Linked DNA regions of Homo sapiens: regions 1, 2, 4, 5, 6 and 7 are each linked to region 3. The links are chromatin contacts, found by Hi-C or POLR2A ChIA-PET in ENCODE. All regions are on one chromosome and are shown on one strand. Each heading gives the region's core, a stretch centred on a gene start or an enhancer-like site at or near the end of the contact. The rest is flanking DNA. Distances are from core to core; before and after follow the strand shown. Region 1 holds the start of HELB (DNA helicase B). Region 2 holds the start of GIHCG (GIHCG inhibitor of miR-200b/200a/429 expression). Region 3 holds the start of USP15 (ubiquitin specific peptidase 15). Region 4 holds the start of TMBIM4 (transmembrane BAX inhibitor motif containing 4). Region 5 holds the start of EEF1AKMT3 (EEF1A lysine methyltransferase 3). Region 6 holds the start of CTDSP2 (CTD small phosphatase 2). Region 7 holds the start of CDK4 (cyclin dependent kinase 4).

What was found. Hi-C counts contacts between places; a loop is a spot of excess contacts on that map. ChIA-PET counts read pairs that join two places held with the same protein, here RNA polymerase II (POLR2A). Pooled maps may share reads with other maps.
Region 1: a loop to region 3 is called in a map of B cell, with 10 times the contacts of the local background. The contact joins the promoter of HELB here to the promoter of USP15 in region 3. A Hi-C loop is called at or near these places in 3 of 168 maps with a recorded cell type or tissue (B cell and naive thymus-derived CD4-positive, alpha-beta T cell), 2 of 37 single-sample maps with no recorded cell type and 13 of 50 pooled maps.
Region 2: a pooled map shows a loop between it and region 3 (7-fold over the local background). The contact joins the promoter of GIHCG here to the promoter of USP15 in region 3. A Hi-C loop is called at or near these places in 2 of 168 maps with a recorded cell type or tissue (B cell and CD4-positive, alpha-beta memory T cell), 7 of 37 single-sample maps with no recorded cell type and 18 of 50 pooled maps. POLR2A ChIA-PET finds 5 or more read pairs at or near these places in 3 of 52 experiments (A673, T-cell and activated B cell).
Region 4: a loop to region 3 is called in a map of naive thymus-derived CD4-positive, alpha-beta T cell, with 4 times the contacts of the local background. The contact joins the promoter of TMBIM4 here to the promoter of USP15 in region 3. A Hi-C loop is called at or near these places in 1 of 168 maps with a recorded cell type or tissue (naive thymus-derived CD4-positive, alpha-beta T cell), 1 of 37 single-sample maps with no recorded cell type and 7 of 50 pooled maps. POLR2A ChIA-PET finds 5 or more read pairs at or near these places in 1 of 52 experiments (activated CD4-positive, alpha-beta T cell).
Region 5: a loop to region 3 is called in a pooled map, with 10 times the contacts of the local background. The contact joins the promoter of EEF1AKMT3 here to the promoter of USP15 in region 3. A Hi-C loop is called at or near these places in 7 of 50 pooled maps.
Region 6: a loop to region 3 is called in a map with no recorded cell type, with 11 times the contacts of the local background. The contact joins the promoter of CTDSP2 here to the promoter of USP15 in region 3. A Hi-C loop is called at or near these places in 3 of 37 single-sample maps with no recorded cell type and 7 of 50 pooled maps.
Region 7: a pooled map shows a loop between it and region 3 (9-fold over the local background). The contact joins the promoter of CDK4 here to the promoter of USP15 in region 3. A Hi-C loop is called at or near these places in 10 of 50 pooled maps.

What each region holds. Positions count from the first base shown.
Region 1 is chr12:66,301,122-66,303,821 of GRCh38, forward strand. It overlaps HELB (DNA helicase B), which reads left to right and starts at 1,372. Exons shown (of 13, transcript NM_001370285.1): 1 at 1,372-1,669. The coding sequence starts at 1,483. RefSeq lists enhancers at 1,442-1,491, 1,552-1,631, 2,263-2,362, 2,393-2,700.
Region 2 is chr12:57,934,810-57,937,509 of GRCh38, forward strand. It overlaps GIHCG (GIHCG inhibitor of miR-200b/200a/429 expression), which reads right to left and starts at 1,355. Exons shown (of 3, transcript NR_038269.1): 1 at 1,030-1,355; 2 at 661-744. RefSeq lists enhancers at 780-1,280, 1,281-1,781.
Region 3 is chr12:62,259,037-62,261,736 of GRCh38, forward strand. USP15 (ubiquitin specific peptidase 15) reads left to right here and starts at 1,368. Exons shown (of 22, transcript NM_001252078.2): 1 at 1,368-1,467. The coding sequence starts at 1,379. MIR6125 (microRNA 6125) reads left to right here and starts at 1,323; the gene lies at 1,323-1,418. It also overlaps a transcript of TAFA2 not described here. RefSeq lists enhancers at 624-693, 1,244-1,603, 1,824-1,873, 2,597-2,700 and silencers at 954-1,013, 1,094-1,203.
Region 4 is chr12:66,168,617-66,171,316 of GRCh38, forward strand. It overlaps TMBIM4 (transmembrane BAX inhibitor motif containing 4), which reads right to left and starts at 1,380. Exons shown (of 7, transcript NM_016056.4): 1 at 1,239-1,380. The coding sequence starts at 1,335. RefSeq lists enhancers at 532-631, 1,114-1,638, 1,282-1,361.
Region 5 is chr12:57,771,164-57,773,863 of GRCh38, forward strand. It overlaps EEF1AKMT3 (EEF1A lysine methyltransferase 3), which reads left to right and starts at 1,451. Exons shown (of 3, transcript NM_015433.3): 1 at 1,451-1,738; 2 at 1,854-1,965. The coding sequence starts at 1,562. METTL1 (methyltransferase 1, tRNA methylguanosine) reads right to left here and starts at 942. Exons shown (of 6, transcript NM_005371.6): 1 at 811-942; 2 at 1-94. The coding sequence starts at 920. RefSeq lists enhancers at 1-1,000, 686-975, 1,106-1,615.
Region 6 is chr12:57,845,471-57,848,170 of GRCh38, forward strand. CTDSP2 (CTD small phosphatase 2) reads right to left here and starts at 1,259. Exons shown (of 8, transcript NM_005730.4): 1 at 902-1,259. The coding sequence starts at 965. RefSeq lists silencers at 81-380, 971-1,400, 1,411-1,490, 1,561-1,740.
Region 7 is chr12:57,751,060-57,753,759 of GRCh38, forward strand. CDK4 (cyclin dependent kinase 4) reads right to left here and starts at 1,251. Exons shown (of 8, transcript NM_000075.4): 1 at 1,116-1,251; 2 at 441-677; 3 at 148-283; 4 at 1-31. The coding sequence starts at 658. RefSeq lists silencers at 401-540, 1,271-1,350, 1,581-1,700 and an enhancer at 877-1,610.

The DNA of each region.
Region 1 (2,700 bases), core at 122-2,621, 4.0 Mb after region 3:
GGCTGAGTCATTAGCATGTAGGTGAAGGATGATTGAGGAAAGGATTATAGAGCAAGAAGATGCTTGGGATGGAGCCTTGGGGAATAACAGTACTTACAGGCAAGCAGAGGGGTCCAAGACTGTAAATAGCCAGAAAGGAGAAAAATCTGAGAAGGCAAGCTGCAAAAGCCCCGGCAGCAGAATGCTACAAGAAGAAAATACTTATCAGTATCAAATACTGCTGAGAGGTCAGGTAAAACAAAGGCTGAAAAGTATCCACTGGTTTTTGAAACGAAGAGGACAGTAAGTGTGACATTTGTCAGAGGAGATTCAATGTTGTGGTGGAAACAGTAGCCATGTGAATGTCAAAGGAATTCAACCTCATATAGCCAATCCTTGGAAACACTGGTGTTTTGTCAGCTGCAACAGTATTTCTTTTAAAAGCAACAAAAGTGGGCATTTTTCAATTGGTACCCAAAGGAAAAGAAATCAATTTTTATATTTTCTCCTATACATTTTTCTTAAATATTTGGTGCTAGTTGTCGTTTATATATATTTAAATATAGCATCAGGTGCTTTTGGATTTAGTAAATAGTGTGTGTTTAGTTATTTCAGGAATAATCCCAAAATAAACAGTATCAATACAGTAATGTAGTAATATATTTATGGTATTTCTTAAATAGTACCAAGACTTTCAAGTACCATCCTCATCAAGTAAGAGAATCATAGCCCCATAATAGTTTTTAAAACCACGTTCCTTTCTCTTCTATTTCCCTTCTCCTATTCCTGTCTATACTCTGGGCTGCAAAGAGACACTTTTGCCCCACTGTCAGCAGGTAGCAGCCCAGCTTAAATAAGTTTGGGAGACCAGGGTGTACTCACAGAGGAAAGGATAAAAATAACTTTGAATGTTATCTAATCCAGTGGTGTCCAAACCTAGCTGAGCATCAAAATGGACAGCCCGGAATGTACATTAAAAAGACAGAATTCTAGGTCCCTGCCCTAGATCCGATTCCAGAAGGGCATCTGCTATACTTTCGTTTTGGGAAGGTTGGGGTGGGGGTTGCTTTTCCAGGTTCTTCAAGCTCAGCAGAAGTGGACTTTCTCCCCGTTCTCTCTCCGCAGGAGATGCCGTGCACTGGCGGTTCTGCAGGTGCCACGCCTGTCACTCCCCAGCGCTGATTTCGTCCCAGCACCTTCCTGATAATCACCGCCCAGCACCAGGCTCCAAAAGGAGCGGAAGCCCCGCCCATCTCCCAGCCCCTCGCTCTCCCTTCCCCGCCCCTAACCCGCCTTGCCCCGCCCCTTCCACATGCCCTCCCCTCGGCAATTCCTGGAAACTTGGGGCGGAGCTTCGCTGCCTTTCAGGTTTTATGTACGCTGGCGGCCGCCAGGCCGTTCCCGGAAGTTGATGGCCTTACAGTCGTAGAACTGATTGGCTGATCATGACCATGCAGTTAGCCAGGGTTTTCCCGAGTTGTTTGGGTTGAGTTCAGGAGAAGCATGGCCAGGTCGAGTCCGTACCTGCGCCAACTTCAGGGACCTCTGCTCCCACCCAGGGATCTGGTGGAGGAGGACGACGACTACCTAAACGACGACGTGGAGGAGGATGAAGAGTCCGTGTTCATCGACGCCGAGGAGCTCTGCAGTGGGGGCGTAAAGGCTGGCAGCCTCCCCGGGTGCCTCCGCGGTGAGGAAGGCGTCTGCCCGGGGGATGGGGTTGGAGGGTCCAAAGTAGCGCTTCCCATTCTGGCTTTGCCCTGAGCAAGGCACCCAGTCGTGCTAACAGATTTAGCTTATCAGTGGTCTAGCTGCTTCATCCTACCAAGGGTAAAATTATGACTATAATAATAGCAGTGACTTTAACTGGACACATACTATGTGGTTTTTTTTTTTTTTTCTTTTTTTGAGCAGCAGCAAGATTTATTGCAAAGAGCGAAAGAACAAAGCTTCTACAGTGTGGAAGGGGACCCGAGCGGGTTGCCCTTTTTTTTTTTTTTTTTTTTTAAAATTATTCTCATTTTAATGGTCGTCCTTTAATTTAATGTACCTTTAATGTAAGGTAGTTTTACGCTTAAGGAAACAGTGGATGTTGAGTCTCTATTTCCACCCAGAATCGGAACTTTTATTTTTCCTTCTGACCACTTATCCTCAAGTTCTATAGAATGAGAACTTGTAATTATTATCCTATATTGCCTGGAGTCAAATACGTGGTTCTTCCTCAGCTTCTTGGAAAAACAAAACAGTCCGGGCGCGGTGGCTCACGCACTTTGGGAGGCCGAGGCAGGTGGATCACTTGAGGTCAGGAGTTCGAGACCAGCCTGACCAACATGGTGAAACCTGTCTCTAGTAAAACAACAACAACAACAACAAAACTACAAAATTAGCCGGGCGTGATGTCGCACACCTGTAATCCTAGCTACTTGGGAGGCCGAGGCAGGAGAATTGCTTGAACCCAGGAGGTGGGGGTTGCAGTGAGCTGAGATCACACCATTGCACTCCGGCCTGGGCAACAAGAATGAAACTCCATCTCAAAAAACGAAAAGGAAAGAAAAGAAAAAGAAAAACGAAACACAAGGAACACCTCAGTGCACAGATGATTGTTAATTGGTGTTAGTAACCTTGTGGTTCGGGTAAACCTTGTATAAGTAGTTTCCTGTGCTATGAGGTAGTTTCCTGTGCTATAAGTTATACCTGTTATGTATACTTTGTGACTGAGAC
Region 2 (2,700 bases), core at 105-2,604, 4.3 Mb before region 3:
GGCTGGAGTTTTAGATGGGACAGCTCAATCAACTCTAACATTCCAATCTCTATCACTCCTTGCTTTTGTCACATTCAGTCCATTTCCTCACTTATGAAACTTTCTTAGTCCCTAATTTAGGCATCTGAGTTTGCCGTCTCTGGCCTATATGATCATAGACTGTCAGTAGTGGAAGAGATATTAAAAGATCAACTCGTCTAACAGTCTCCTGCTTCCTCTCCCCACTCTTTAAGAGACGGAGAAATGAGGTCTAAAGAGCTTACATTACCCAATCAATTTCATACAGCTAATGTGTAACAGGATTCTATAATATGCCATTAGGCCTCCTCCCTCATACGGATCATGTTAAACTTATATTTTCCCTTTGGTTTAATTGCTAGGAACCTCAGAGCCCAATTTGTGGCACCCCTCTAGTAAATACACGGACCTTTTGGTATGAAGTTTTGGGGTATTAATATACCCCTGGCTTTATTTTGTTTTCCAATTACCTTTACCTCAGTTTCTCTTCATCATTTTCTCCTATTATAGTGTGTATTTTTTTTCCCCAAGCATACTCAATCTTTTGTGAAAGAGGTACATCCGTACAGGCGTAAACTGTCGGGCTGTATTGTCTGGCTCCCAATTTCTTTCTTTCACTGTCATTCTGCTTTGGCTACTCACATTCTCTGTTTTCCTTGACAGCCAAACTTCTTGAAAGAATTGTCTTCACATGCTGTGTCCACTTCATCCTGTCTTTTCAATTCACTGTAAACAGATTTAAAGCCTTCAATGCCTTCTTTGTTGCTATGATATTAATACCAAAATTATATTGTATTCATCCATATATGAAGGACACAAAATGGTTTTCCCTAAATTATCTCAACTATGAAAAAATATGCAGAGAAAAAAATTAATAGGTAATGCATGAAAATGTTACTTCTGGGTAGCTGGATGACTGGTGAGATTTATTTTCTTTTAAAAATTTTCCACAGTTTTAAAAACAAGCGCATTAGAACACATCCCGATGTAAATTAGAAATTCTCAACTTACATTTTCTAAAAGGAGGCAGAAAACTAGAGAAGCGACAGTGAGGAGCCACTGGGCCACACTTCATTTCACCTTAAGACTGACTCAGAGAAAAACAAGAGGGTACGACTCAGATCCCCGGGGCCAGCAGCAGGGCCGCGGGGCACGACTGGATAACCGCTTGTGAAGAAAATTTTAAGAGAGCCCTCACGACCCTTTAGCGCATCCTAAAAGACCTCTGAATATCTCTGCCTCTCCCGCTAACGGCTCCAAACCGCAGATAACGGTCAATCGCCTCCGGTTGTCCTGGTAACAGCCAGCAACCACAACCCTGCCTGCGTAACTCCTCCCAGAACACCGTGCGTCTTATCGCTTCACTTCCGGGTTCGGAGGGCCGACTTCTTCCGGAAGTATCTGCCTGCCAGTCACCTGGCGTTTTCTGGCTGTGTGGCTTTACTAGACAGAATGTGGCGTATTGTTGGGCAGGGCCCTGAGGACCCTTTTGTTGTTTCCCCCCCGTTTAACAGGACTGGAAAGCTAAGCAAAGGCTTTACTCTCACGGAATTGGATGAATTGGACGTTAGTTTTTAAAAAGCCGAAGGGTACATGTTAGCTTTATTTAACCATTCCACAATGTATATATATTTCAAAACATGTTTTATACTATAAATATAATTTTTATTTGTCAACTAAAAAACAGCATTAAGTGTTAAAAGCTGTTAAGTCAGAATATAGAGATGAATCTTTGAAATTAGAATGCTTTATTTGGGAAGAAAATAGTAATTTGGGGCATATATGTAGACTGGGGTGGTCTTCGGGATGTCTGAAGAGTGAAGAGGTTAGAGACTTTATAAGAAGGAGAAATGTTACGTATTGGTCTCCAAGAGAGTTTATTGGCACTATTAATGTTTTGGTGGGGTTGGCAAACTGATTGCTGAGTGACGGTGGTGGGTAAAATTAGTCTTAGAATTGTAGCAGACTGTCTTAGTAGCCTTTAGATTAAATTGGTTTTAAGTGTTAGCAGGCAGTTTCAGCAGCCAGGCCTGTAGAGAATTATATTTTTCAAGTGATATTTGTGACCTGAATGTTTTTTCCCTCTGGCCTCTCCACTCTTTAACTGGTATGACAAAAGTGACCCGATTTATATGATCAACTTTCACAGCTGACAGGTGGTAAACTCTTTACAATTATATGTAATTTATTTGTTACTGTGATAGATTTATACAATTTTAAATAATTTAGTTCCCATTAAAAAAGCAATTATTTTTGCTTTAGAAAATGAAGGCCAAAAAAACCCCCAAAACACAAAACCTCCAAATCCTACCCATTTAAGGACAACCAATGTGAATACTTTGTAGGAGTCTTCCAGACCCTTTCTATGAATTATAGTAAGTACAAATTCAAAATGGAATCATACTGTATATGCTAGTTTGGAACTTAAAAAACTTTTTTTTTTTTGAGACAAAGTTACTGTGTTGCCCAGGCTGCAGTGTAGTGGCCCGATCTCGGCTTACTGCAACCTCTCCACCACCTGGGCTCAAGCAATTCTCCTGCCTCAGTCTCCTGAGTAGCTTGGGATTATAGGCGGCGCCACCACACCCAGCTAATTTTTGTATTTTTAGTAGAGATGAGGTTTCACCATGTTGGTCAGGCTGGTCTCGAACTCCTCATCCCAAGTGATCTGCCTTCCTCGGT
Region 3 (2,700 bases), core at 118-2,617:
TATACACAAATCATAATGCCAATATACACTACTTTCACTTGGATTCAGCACTTCCTACTAGCATAACTACACCTACCTTTATCGCATTCTCACCAAATGAGTTAGGGTTTAAAATGGGCAAACGAGAAATGATGTGGGGATTCCGGCCCATCTTTTAGACTTTTCACATCAATATGGTATGTTAAAATCACACCCCTGGACATCATGCTCGGGAATACTTAAGTAATTTTGCCACAATTCATTTACTAAACAAATATTTAGGTAATTTTTACATGTCCATCAGTACTGTGCTAACCACCAGGTGTACAAAGGCTAAAACAAAAGATGAACCCAGTTCCAGCTCTTAAAGAGTTTACATTTTAGTTCAGGCTTTCAGAAGGAGAGGCAGTGAGTGTGCTATACTGTATAGCATGTGGGCTCTTGAACCAGCCTCTCCACTCACCTCTCCACCTGCTGTGTGACCTTGGCATTTGATTTTTAAGCGACTCGATTTTCTATTTTGTAACATAATCGTTGACTTCAAATTAAAGACATATCTAGTTTCATTTCAGGTGTACGGCACCATACGAAGATGGGGCTAAGAAAATGTTACTATCCTGTATAAACAAGAGGGTTTCTCGCACGTTTTCTTCCTTTAGTATCTGGCATTATTCAATACTGTCCATATTCTACTCCCTGTTCACCGATGAACTGGGACATGTTTTTCACTGCAGCTTAGTCGTCTGGGTGTGCCTGGGGAGGCGTCACAAAGAGCCTATAAAGGGTCCCCACCTACAACGGGAGTAAGAGCGCTGGAAGGAACCCAGGAAGGGCATGGAGACCAAGCGTTCGGTTTCGGAGTGTTTTTTGTGTGTGCCCATATTCACCGAGCTTGGGTTCTCCCACTCGTAACGAAAAGCCCAGTCACTGAGCTGCTACATTTTCTGCCATATCTTAGCCGTCCCCACGCCCCCACACCACCGCCCCACCCTACCTCACCCTCAAGCGTGAGTGAATGCGCAAATAAGGGTTTTCAAGGCGTCAGTGGGAAAGAGGGAGGGGAAGGCAACGCTGAGGACGGGAGGACAGGGCGGTGGCATCCCTCTAGCGAGAGAGAGCCAGAGCCCTCGGCGGCGAGGAAAGCTAAAACCCGGCAGTCCCGGGCCAGAGGAGGCCAAGGCAAGATGCTGGACGGGCGGGGACCGATGGGGGGCAGCAGACCATGGCCGCGCACCCAGTGCGCCCCCGGGGCCTCCTCTTGTCCCGAGGAGCACCCCCGCTCCCGGTGTCTTTTGGTTTCGACCGGCCGACTGGGAGGGGCCGTGGGACGCCATTCCCATAATGCTCTGGGGCGTGCCGCCGCCGTCGCTGCCACCTCCCCTACCGCTAGTGGAAGAAGATGGCGGAAGGCGGAGCGGCGGATCTGGACACCCAGCGGTCTGACATCGCGACGCTGCTCAAAACCTCGCTCCGGAAAGGGGACACCTGGTAAGAGAAAGGGGTTGAGATGCCCGCGGTTGCCCGAGGATAGTGGAGAAGTGGGCGGGAGCCGCGAGCTGGTTCTTTCGCTAGTGACAGGTGCGGGCAGGTCCGGCGGCGGCCGCCGGGGCAGCGGGATTTTGGCCGCTTCTGAAATGTTGGGGCAAAGGTTGGACTCTAGATGAGGGTCAGGGTTCTTGGCTTGCCAGGGCATGCTGAAAGGTATCCGGGGAGCGGCGGCGGCGGCGGTTCTGACTCGTGCGGTTCTCTTCGTCCTCCTTCCTTCCGTAGTGCCGCTCCCACCTCAGGCCTTCCCGAATGATAGGTTATAGTGGTTTGGTTTGAGTCTTATATACGCCGTTTTGACAGGTCCCGGTGCCGCGGCTTATCACGATCTCACCGGCTTTACTTCTCTGTTCATTTCCTTTCCTAGAATTGTCGGCGTCCAAGTTCCCTTTTATTCTGATTCTTGGTCTTCCGGGAGGCAGGCTGCAGGATGTTTGCGGTCTGTACTACACAGGTGGCATGTCAGGGCTCCACATAAGAGAAAGAAACCCTAGTTTCCAGTTCCTTGTCAAAGGAGGGAGAGGAGTAGGGAACCTTGGGCTTATGAGAGACCACGTGGTCTTGTGCTTTAGTGGTGGCTTGATAGAAGCCGGCAGCGTTTCTGTTAGACGTGCAGCCCTTCCCTTCTGTTTGAAAGATAATGTAGGCCTGCAAAAAGTAGATAAGTCCACTTGAGGCTTAACTAACTGCTAATATTCAAACTTGTAAAATACCAAAGGTTATACATTTAAAATACTGAAGGATGTATGTGGACATTTTCACACTTGTCGACCATATCAAGTGGCATCTACAATAACTTAAATATGTGAATATGTAACATAATTTAAAATTCCTTATTTTTTGGGAAGCATAATGTGCCTCTTCATTATAATAAAACATATTTTCACTTTCCACTGTTACCATAACAGTAGTATATAATTCATAGAGTGTTTCAGTATGGCATAGTGAAAGGAACAGTAAGATTTAGACCTGAGTTATGTCACAGTTTCACCACTCAACTTGCAGTATGGCTTTGAGGAGAGTTAATTTAAATCATTGCACCTCATTATCTTCATGCTGTAAAATGGACAGTAATTTTATTATAAGGATTTTATCTTGATTCGTTTTAATATCTTAAGAATTTCATATTTATGAGATATCAAATTTTAGTTATCCTCTTATCTCTGCTCTTTACTC
Region 4 (2,700 bases), core at 130-2,629, 3.9 Mb after region 3:
TCAAACGGGCAAAAACCAAGCTGTAACCAATCAACTCTTTCTGTACCTCACTTCTATTTTCTGTACCTCACTTTACTTTCTCTCTCCATAAATTTTCTCCCACCAAGCGGCAGGACTCATCACTCTGAACCTTATTCTGGTTCCGGGACCTGCCCAATTCGCAAATCATTCTGTGCTCAAACTCCGTTAGATTTAATGTGTCTAAAGTTTTTCTTTTAACAGTGCACAACCATGTGAATAACTTAACACTACTGAACTATACACTTAAAAATAGTTAAGACGGTAAATTTTATGTTACCTGTATTTTACCACAATTAATTTTTTTTAAAAAAAAGCTGAGTTCACTGGCCAAAATAATTTCAAAATTCAATTCCAAAAATATAAATGCTAGGCACCAAGATTCTTGGTGCATCAGAACTATCTTCATCTTTCCTTTTCCAGAACAAGTTCTAGGCACTAAGATTCTTAGCACATCAGAACTATCTTCATCTTTCCTTTTCCAGAACAAGTTCCAGCTGCCTAAACAGGCTGAAAGTCTGGGGCTGTTTCGGCGATCAAATGACCAAACTAGAGCAGGCAATGGCTTCCACGTAGATGAAGCTGAGCATTTTAAATTCAAAAATTTCTGCCCATTGGCTACTACGTAATAACTTAAAACACAATTTAGACTGACTTAGGAAGCTTCTGTGTTGAGCAACTTCCTCAATAATCCTCAAAGACCTGTTGCATTCTGGGCCCTGCGGAGAGGAAATAGTGCCGTCAGGGAGCTTCCAGCCTAGCACAGGACGGTAAATATAAGCCTGTAACGCGAAACCCCACAGAACAAAAACATCAGGCCGTGGATTCCACTCGTGTGTACGTCAGTCACAGTGATCAACCGACTCATTTCCACGACGTTTCTTTTCACTTCAAGATGCCAAATTCAGGCTGCGGCGGTTTCCATCTGTCCCTTCCTACACCGCGGCGCCCGCTGGGGAGCCGGGGCGCACACAGGACAGCCGCAAGCCTTCTGGGCCTGGCGCCCTCCCACACCCGCTAGGAGGGGAGGAAGCGCCTCCCCGACTCCCTGAGGAGGGCGCCAGTCCTCTGGTACCCGGAGAAGGAGGGCCGGGAGCTCAGTGAGCACTCCCTGTGAGTCCCAGGAGATGGCCGCTCTCCCTCGGAAGCCGGAAGTCGGCTTCTAGAGGCCGAGCAGTGCAGACAAGCGGCTGGGAGGCACTGGAGAGGGGACAACGTACCCATTCGGATGTGCACGGTGGCGGAGGCCACGCTGCTGCCATAGTTGAAGTCGTCCTCGATCGAGGAGCGAGGGTACCGGGGGTCGGGGTCAGCCATGATGGCAACAGCACCCCTACCGGTCCCGGTCCACTAACCGCAACCGCCTCCTCCCCACTTCCGCGAGGAAGAGCCCAGCCCCAGCAAGCCGTGCGGCGTCGGCGGGCGAACACCGAGCGAGTCGATTTTCTCGCTTCAAAAATTCCAGCTGGGCGGAGAAAGCGGGGATGGCTCCGAGTTAGAATGGAAGAGAAAACGGTTTACATTCCCGGCGTCATCTGAAGTGAAACTTTTCTCAACACACTTTTTTTTTTTTTTTTGAGATGGAGTTTCACTCTTGTTGCCCAGGCTGGAGTGCAATGGCACGATCTCGGCTCACCGCAACCTCCGCCTCCCGGGTTCAAGCGGTTCTCCTGCCTCAGCCTCCCGAATAGCTGAGATTACAGGCGCCTGCCACCACGCCAGGCTAATTTTTTTATATTTTTAGCAGAGACGAGGTTTCACCATGTTAGCCAGGATGGTCTCGATCTGCTGACCTCGTGATCCGCCCGCCTCGGCCTCCCAAAGTGCTGAGATTACAGGCGTGAGCCACCGCGCCCAGCCTGAACACACTTTAAGTCCTTTCACCTTGGAGAGTTGCTAAAGTGATAGAACCCATGTCCCAGTCACCCATCCACTCAACAAATACCCATCTCATTCATCCACTTTTTCAATAATCACACCGAGGATGCATTTTTACTTCTATTATTTTAAAATAATAATAATACCTACATTTATTGAGCACTTTCTATAAACCAGGCTTTCTGAATGAAGTAATATTTAATCCTGAAAGGCAAGTAGGAGCCAACCAGAGAAAGAGCAGTGATGTAGGCTGGGCCTCAAGGGACCAACGTCTGCAAAGAGGGAGACGGTGAAGCTCAGCTGGTGTAGGGGACAGGTGGCAAAGAATGAGGCTGGATAGATAAACAAAGGCCAGATCATCCTAGGCCAGAAGTAGAATACATTGAAGAGGGCCATTACCAAAGGCAGAGAAAAGGGGATAAAGTTGTATTACTGTAAGAGAGAGATGATGGTGGCAAATACAATGGATTAGAGTGAATATTCATGATATTGTTGTCATTCCAATATAAAGAGGTGTAGACATACCCAGAGTAGTGTCATCCTAGGGTCCCTTGGAATTGTTTTGATGAGTTTACTCTGATCTACCCACATTGCCCAGTCCTCACCTTAACCACAACACCCGAACACTTAGCAAGTGGAATTCAGAACAGTTGTGGAACAGTCTATTCTAAACTAAATCCTTAAACTTGATGTTCTCAGAAGCCTTTGCCAAAAGAACTAACGTCACTTCCACAATGACAAGAAAAACAAAACAAAACAAAAAAACACTTTATCTTTTATGATTTTACAAACATTTTACAAGCA
Region 5 (2,700 bases), core at 201-2,700, 4.5 Mb before region 3:
ATCCTTTGGGTCATCGTGGCTCTGATTTTGAGTGAGTGGAGCGAAGAACTCTGGGTATAGCTCAGACCAGTCCATCTCCTCTGGCTTCACAGGGCTATTGGAAAGAAGACATAAGAAGCATGAGAAGGTTGGTCACACCATTGCAGAAGTGGTACTGTGAGAGTGTGTGGGTGGGTGAGGGTGGGAGGTAAAAGGGAGGAGGGTTTCTCAAAAATTCTGTAACACTGGGCCCTGTGGCCTCTAAGAGGGACAATGGAAACCACCCTTAACTCCCAGTGTGAATCATAGGACCATCATGAGGCCCATAAACGCTGACCTGCCCAACTCCACTTCTGGCGGTTGATGTGACCCTGGCCGGGTAACTGCCCTTTCTGGGGCACAAGTTCCCCTTCTCCCGAGACTGGCTGCCTAATGCACTGGGATCCTACTTTGTGTTTGTGCTCTGCGGGGAGGGAAGGTAAGGTAAGGTGCGGGCAGGATTGTGTATATGTTTGCCTTTTTATTAAATCCAACAAACAAAAGCAAAAGATGGAAACGACATTCTGCCTCTATCACTTCAGTCTCAGTAACAATTTATTTCTCTTCCCAAACTTAGCACCGCTACCCAGACTTAGGCCCGAACGCCACGCCCACTCTCAACCCGCCAACTCCTCTCTCGGTCGAATCTCCCGGTCCCACCCCCAAAAACTGACGTCACCCATCTGATCCTCCCGGGTCTACCCCAAATCCTCCCAGCAGTTGCAGCACAACTGCTCTCCCGGCTGCTTTGAGAATCCCGCCCTCCTCTCTCTCCCTCTGCCCACTCCTCACTAGCGCAGCGTGTGGTCCGCCATGGGGTTGGAGTGAGCACGTTGCCGGTAGTAGCGCTTCTGGGGCGGTGGGGCCTCTGCTCCGGCCACGTTCCGAGTCTCGGCTGCCATGATCCCAGTCCGGGGTTTCTCTACCAAATCCACGTGGAGGCGCAGGCCAGAGGCGCAAGTTAATGACGCAGCCATGCGCGTTGGTGGCAGTTCCCGCCCCTTAAAGACCCAAGAGCAAATTCAGCTGGGCTGGGCTGGGCTGGGCTGGGCTAGGTGGGGAGGGCTGTAAGGAGCGAGTGCTGGAGGGAACCTCCGCACCGTTAGCCTCCAACTGGGAGGGCGAGGCCAGGCCCAGGGACCCAACGTTTTCTCTTAGCTTGCTTCTGCCTGGTCTGGGTTACCATCCTGGTTGCAGGCACCTGTGCACCCCACAGGTGAGAGGGGTCTAGAGACCTCGCCTTCTACAGTGGCATCAGTCCTCGCTCCTGTCCCCTTACTCCTGGTCTCGGACCAGTCCGCCCGGTCTGACTCTTGTGGTCCCGTGTGGGTTTCGTCGAGTGTGCGCTCGGGGCCGGGGCGGGAGGGGCAGCTCCTCATTCCACCTCCAGGAAATCGAACTGGAGGAAGGAGGGCAAACTCAGGGAGGCGGGGCTCGTTCCACAGGGACACCACGACGGCTCGCGGCCCCCAGCCTCTACCCCGCTCCGGATCCGGGATCTGAGCGCCGGCCGCGGTGCCCAGGCACTCCCTTGGCGGGCCGGATGGCGGACCCCGGCCCAGATCCCGAATCTGAGTCGGAATCGGTGTTCCCGCGGGAGGTCGGGCTCTTTGCAGACTCTTACTCGGAGAAGAGCCAGTTCTGTTTCTGTGGGCATGTGCTGACCATCACGCAGAACTTTGGGTCCCGCCTCGGGGTGGCGGCGCGCGTGTGGGACGCGGTGAGGAATGGGCTGCGCCGGGTGAGGGTCCGTGGGAGGTCCAGATCCCGGACTCCGCCTCTCCCATATGGAGCCATCCTCACGACTGTCTTTTTCTCTGTCTTTTCTCCCGTAGGCCCTGAGCCTGTGCAATTATTTCGAGAGTCAAAATGTGGATTTCCGAGGCAAGAAGGTGATCGAACTGGGTGCGGGGACAGGCATCGTGGGGATCTTGGCAGCGCTGCAGGGTGCGTGAGCTGGCTTTTTACGGGAGAGAGTGGGGACCCAGGGGCGCGGAGAAATGGTCACTTCGTGGATCTTTGGGGGAGAGGGGAGAACTTTGGGCCCAGTCTAACCCCTTCTTTTTAACAAATTTTTTTTTAAAATTTGTTTTTGTTTTTATTTTGGCGTCTGCTTCTGCGTGCCAGACAGCGCGAATTGCCTGTCAAAGCACCTAGGGTGGGTGATTGGGGAGGGCAGGAAATAAAACTCAGGCAGGCCTATAAGAAGGAGTTGTTTCTATCGTGTTGCTTTTTTTTTGTTTTTAATTTTTTTTGTTTTTTTGAGACGGAGTCTCACTGTGTCGCCCAGGCTGGAGTGCAGTGGCTGCTATCCCCACTAACTGCAACCGCTGCCTCCCGGGTTCAAGCAATTCTCATGCCTCAGCCTCCGAAGTAGCTGGAATTACAGGCTTGCGCTACCATACCCGGCTACTTTTTGTATTTTTAGTAGAAGACGTTTCACCATGTTGGCCAGGCTGGTCTCGAACTCCTGACCTCAGGTGATCCATCTGCCTCGCGAGGCGCCTGGGATTACAGGCGTGAGCCACGACACCCAGCCTTGTGTTACTCTTTGTGATTTTATGGAGAATACTGTCACTTAAAAGCGCCTTGGCTTTGGACATGGTCTTCTGTCAAGATGCACATATGGGGGTACTCTGTAGGGAGACTTGCAGACATTAAACTTCGTGAGTGCTTTATAAC
Region 6 (2,700 bases), core at 9-2,508, 4.4 Mb before region 3:
TCCACCTGACGCTCTGGAAGGCGGGGGCCGCCAGCCGCTGCCCACAGAGAACTCGCACTTTTTCGCTGCGCGATTCAGAACCACGCCGGGTCTGATGCCATCCGGCGAATTATGTAACCAGGGACACCGCTCCCGGGCTAAACAAACGCGGCTCTGTGTGTGCAGCGCCGGCCCCGGGGGAGCGCACCGGGCAGGGAGGGGCTCTGGCCGGGCCTCAGGGTCGGGCTTGTTTGCTCAGCGAAACTGGTCAGAGGCAGCCGGGAGGGAGCCCGACGCCGCCAAGGTCCCGGGGCCTGCGCTGAGCCGGGAACCCGCCACGTCTGGTGCGCCAGGGCCCGGGCCCCTCCCCCACCGCGACCGCCCCCGCCTCCAAGAGGTGAACTTGGTCCCAAGTCCCGCCGGACGCCGTCACCGCCAGCTAGCTGCCCGAACGACCTCGGGCTTGGGGGGGCCTGCAAGTGCTGGACTCCAGTCTCGGTTCCGTTCCACCTGGGGCTCCCTCTGTCACCTTCCTAACCCCTCCCCGCGATCCCGGGGCAGCCGCGCGCGGCGGTGAAGGAAAGTGACGACCCCACCCCCAACTCCGGAGGCGGTGGACGCGGAGTGGCCCAGTGCTTCGAGAGCTACCCCTCCGTCTCTCAGCCCCGAGGGGGAGGGGTTGCGGGACAGGGTGACAGCTGCGCCGAAGACGCCCTTTCCGCTCGGGCGCCGGGATCCCCGTGCAACCCCCACGGAGGTCTGAGTGCCAGCCGGGATGCGGGGGCGGATGGACCGGAGGGGTCCAGTCGGGATCGCTGGCTCTAAGCCCTGGAGGTCAAGGGCCGAGACCTGGGTTCGGGGCTGTGCTAGCCCCCTCCGCGCCCGGGGGCGACGCAAAGTTTTGGGAAGTTGCTGCCCCTACCTTGCTTGGTGAGCACCAGGGCGTCTTCCCTCCGCGCCTGGGTGATGATGGAGCCGTGTTCCATCTAACAATCCCGCGGGCCCGGGCTGGCTGGGCGGGAGGACGGGCGGGCGCGCGGGCTGGGCTGGGCTGGGGGGCCTGGGCGGGGGCCCGCTCCGGCTCCCGAGACTCCGACTTCCACAGCTGTTCACATCCCCCCTCTCGTTTCCTCCCCGGACCGGGAAGGGAGGCGGCCTGTACAAAGGGCGGGCGGCCCGGGCAGCGGCTCCCCCGGGTGCCCCCGGCCCCGATCCCCCAGCGGCAGCTCCGGGCTCCTCAGTTTGGGTCCAACATGGAGAATCCGGAGCGAAAACAAGAGGAGGAAATGGGACACGGGGCGGTTTCCAGGCTCCCCCCTCCCCTCCGTACTCCAGATAAACAACCCGCGGCTGCAGCGCCCACCCCCGCGCGCCTCCCGGCTCTCGACTCGGCCTCTTCACGGCCAGCTGGAGCTTCCCGCTGGGGGCTGCGTCCTAGGCCCTGGGACCCTCCATCTGTGAGCGGCCGGGGCTGCGGACAGTCGGGAGCTTTGCTATTTTGTTACGGAAAAAGCGAATCCTCAAGGGGGGTGGGGTGGCGGGCGGGCAGGCTGGCGGGGGAGACTTGAAACCGTTCCGGTGCTCCGATTGGCTCTCTTGGAGAAAAGGGGCGTGGCCCCTCCTTACTATGCGGTGAGAGGACCTAACAACATTCCAGGCGCCACGGCCACGCCCCCGGGCCACTCCCCCCGCGCCAGACTGCGGCCTCCCAGTCTCCTCGGCCACACCCCCTTCCCAACTATTTAAAAGGCCGCTCCGAAGCTCACGTTCTGGTGCTCTGTGCTGGGGTGTTCTTTTCTCGGAGGGCGCACTCGGGGAAGGTGGAAAGGTTTCCCCCTTCAGGGGTGACCAAGACAAGCCGCTAAGCCTAACCTGACTCCAGCAGGGGATGGGGCGGATCGGAAGTTACCTTACCCCCCTGCTTAGCCCTAGAATCAAGGACGTACCAAGTCACATAAAAGTACAACCGTCGAGGCCAGGCGCGGTGGCTCACGCCTGTAATCCCAGCACTTTGGAAGGCCGAGGTGGGTGGATCACGAGGTCAGGAGTTCAAGACCAGCCTGGCCAAGATGGTGAAACCCCGTCTCTACTAAAAATACAAAAAAATTAGCCGGGCGTGGTGGCGGGCGCCTGTAATCCCAGCTACTCGGGAGGCTGAGGCAAAGACTTGCTTGAACCCGGGAGGCGGAGATTGCAGGTAGCCGAGATCGCGCCACTGCACTCCAGCCTGGGCGACAGAGCGAGACTCTGTCTCAAAAAAAAAAAAAAAAAAGTACAACCTTCGAATCCCGAAAGGGGTGTGTGCGTGTGGGCGGACCTAGGACTCCAGAGTATAAGAGCTGGAACTGACCTCGGGACTGTGTCCCCCAAAACACTGAAAATGAGACCTGAGGTGCTGGGCTTTCCTCACACCCACCGACTTACTCCCATTTAGGCGGCCCCGACTCCGCCCCTCCTCCCTACCTCCCTCATCCTACCCCTCTCTTTTTGCCCCCACAGTCCCAGCTTCCTTTAGATGGATGGAGGTCTCTCGGAGGAGCTTCAGCTTTGTGGACTCAGGCTGCCTTCCCCACTTGCTCTTTAGGCCTCGGGGCACGCTCCGCTGGCTACAGCTCCTGGAGTCTCTGCTCAAGGTTGTGGGTGCTTTTGTTCCCCAGCGGTGGTAGCTCCAGAAAGGCTGGTTTCAGCTCAATATCAGGTCTTTTCCAGTGATCTACATCT
Region 7 (2,700 bases), core at 1-2,500, 4.5 Mb before region 3:
CTAGGCCTCTTAGAAACTGGCGCATCAGATCCTAGTTTCAAAGGGGAGGTACAGATGCACTGGAAACTAGGCACCATACCTGAAATCCCAGAAGGTTCTACTACAAAGGTCCCAATCCACCTCTCAATGCCTACCAACCCCACTCACCTTGATCGTTTCGGCTGGCAAGCCTGGTGGGGGTGCCTTGTCCAGATATGTCCTTAGGTCCTGGTCTACATGCTCAAACACCAGGGTTACCTTGATCTCCCGGTCAGTTCGGGATGTGGCACAGACGTCCATCAGCCTGACCAGAGTAAATGCTCACTTTTCAATCCCCTTTAACCCAACATGGCCTCTCATTATTTCCTCAGGGTCCCCACTTCTCTACAGATCATCACACCCCACCTATAGGCTGTCTTTTCCCTTTACTCCCCACGCCCAACCCTCCACCACCTTCTCACCGGACAACATTGGGATGCTCAAAAGCCTCCAGTCGCCTCAGTAAAGCCACCTCACGAACTGTGCTGATGGGAAGGCCTCCTCCACCTCCTCCTCCATTGGGGACTCTCACACTCTTGAGGGCCACAAAGTGGCCACTGTGGGGATCACGGGCCTTGTACACTGTCCCATAGGCACCGACACCAATTTCAGCCACTGGCTCATATCGAGAGGTAGCCATTCTCAGATCAAGGGAGACCCTACAATCACAGACTCCTATCACCAAAAGTCGCTTACAGAGTTAGGATGGTATGAGCCTGCAGCAACAAAGGGACTCCCAAAAAAAAAGCGCAAAGAACACCACCAGCATCCCATCCCCCGCTCCCAGTCTTCCTTGGGGCCGGCCCCAGAGATAACACAATGACTCAATACCAACCCCTCCAGCCACGTGAGGCCCTGCAATAGAAAACGCTTTTTCCTTTGGGACAATCGCGCCCCGCACAAAGATCACACATGACACATGCCTTGCATCGAAGATCCTACACCTCAGTCCCTAAAATTATACTTTCCCATGACCACAAAGGCCCCACTTCCCGCCCTTGAGCGACCCTTCCATAACCAGCTCGCGAAACGAACGCGTGGAAAGCTGTGAGGGGGGCGGGCACTGGTTCTCATTCCTGGGAAGGGACTGCACTTACCTCACGCCAGCCCGGGGTGCTGTGGGGGCGGCCCGTTATCGGGGCCCCGGAGCCGGTTCCTACGGCCCCATACACCCGAGCTCGGTCCGGAGCAGCTGGACGCAGAGGGCCCGACCATAGACACAGGCCGCAAGCTAGAGAGGCCCCCTCACCCCCACCCTCACCATGTGACCAGCTGCCAAAGAGGCGCGCGGAAACTGGGAGGGCGGGGCGAACGCCGGACGTTCTGGGCACGTGACCGCCACCCATGCGCTGAGGGGCGGACAGGAGGTGCTTCGACTGGGAGGAGGGCGAAGAGTGTAAGGGGGCGGAGGGGCGATGGCAGCCACGTGATCTGTTGCTATCACACGTGACCGCTTGACATTGCTCTGAGGAGCAGAGGTGTGGCTACGCGGCGGGCACGTGACTGGCTGCCACAACCCCCGCTGCAGGGGGGGAGCGGTGAGGGGGACAAGAGAGGGTGGAGCCCGAGGCGGTGCCATGGCAACCTAGGCCACCCAGAGCCCAACTCCCGGCTGAAGGATTGTCTCACTACCGGTCTGAAGGCTGAACTCCAGTCTCACTACCGGTCTTTCAGCCTGTCTGCATTGGGGAGGGGGTGGGAGTTGGGGTACCAGAGGTGATGCTGTCACCTTTTCGCTCCACCATGAGAAAACATACTCTCATTTGTGTCATTGTTTCATTCATTAATTCTACAACATTTTACTGAGTGCTTGCTTCCAGTGTGTATGTGGGTTTTTATTTTGTTTTTGGTGTCTGTCACTGGCCCTTTAAAGTAGTGGTACGACTATCTATAAAGATGTAGCCAACAATGGGGTCTTCTACAATAGGGAGTAAACAATGCCCATTTGAGGGCAAAACTACGATTAAAGGATGACGGAAGGCAGATTAATACAGTAATCCAACAGGCTCAGTGACAAGGTAATCCTCTCACTTTTCCAACTTCCAAACCTCCCTGGGAGTGTTAATGCAAAGACCTGAGGCCATCTGGCAGAGAAGTTATTGATGAGCAGGAGACAGGAATACTTGACCTTTTAAGTTTTTTTTTTTTTTCCAGTAGGAAGGTTCTATGATTATGTGATATTTGTATGTGTGCATATATGCTTCTATGTATATATGTATGTATATGATATTATTTATCACATCATATATAAGACGGATACAGGATTGCACATGTGCAAGAAAGTTACCACCACACCCCCTGCACCCTCCAGACCACCACAATGAATGAAAATGACATGCCCCCTTCTGCAAACCTTGTGACTACTCATTTGGAGTTATTGTGCTTCCCTCTTTTTCCCTAGTGCCGCTTTCTTAGCACTTAGCACTGTCCAGAACACACTTGTTCCCAAATGGCCTCTGCCCAGACACCTAGGTAGACACAAGTAGATTTCTCCTACTTTGTTTTATTGGCTCCAAGGTCTTTATCTCCCAGCCCTTTGGGGGTATGGGAGTAAAGGAGGAAAGCGGTTAGTGTCTCATTTGTGAGAATTTGTCTAAAATCTAAAGCCATTTTATTACCCTATTTGCCACTCCTTCCACTCTAACTTCTGTTTTCCTTAACCATCTGGCTGAGAATATAAGA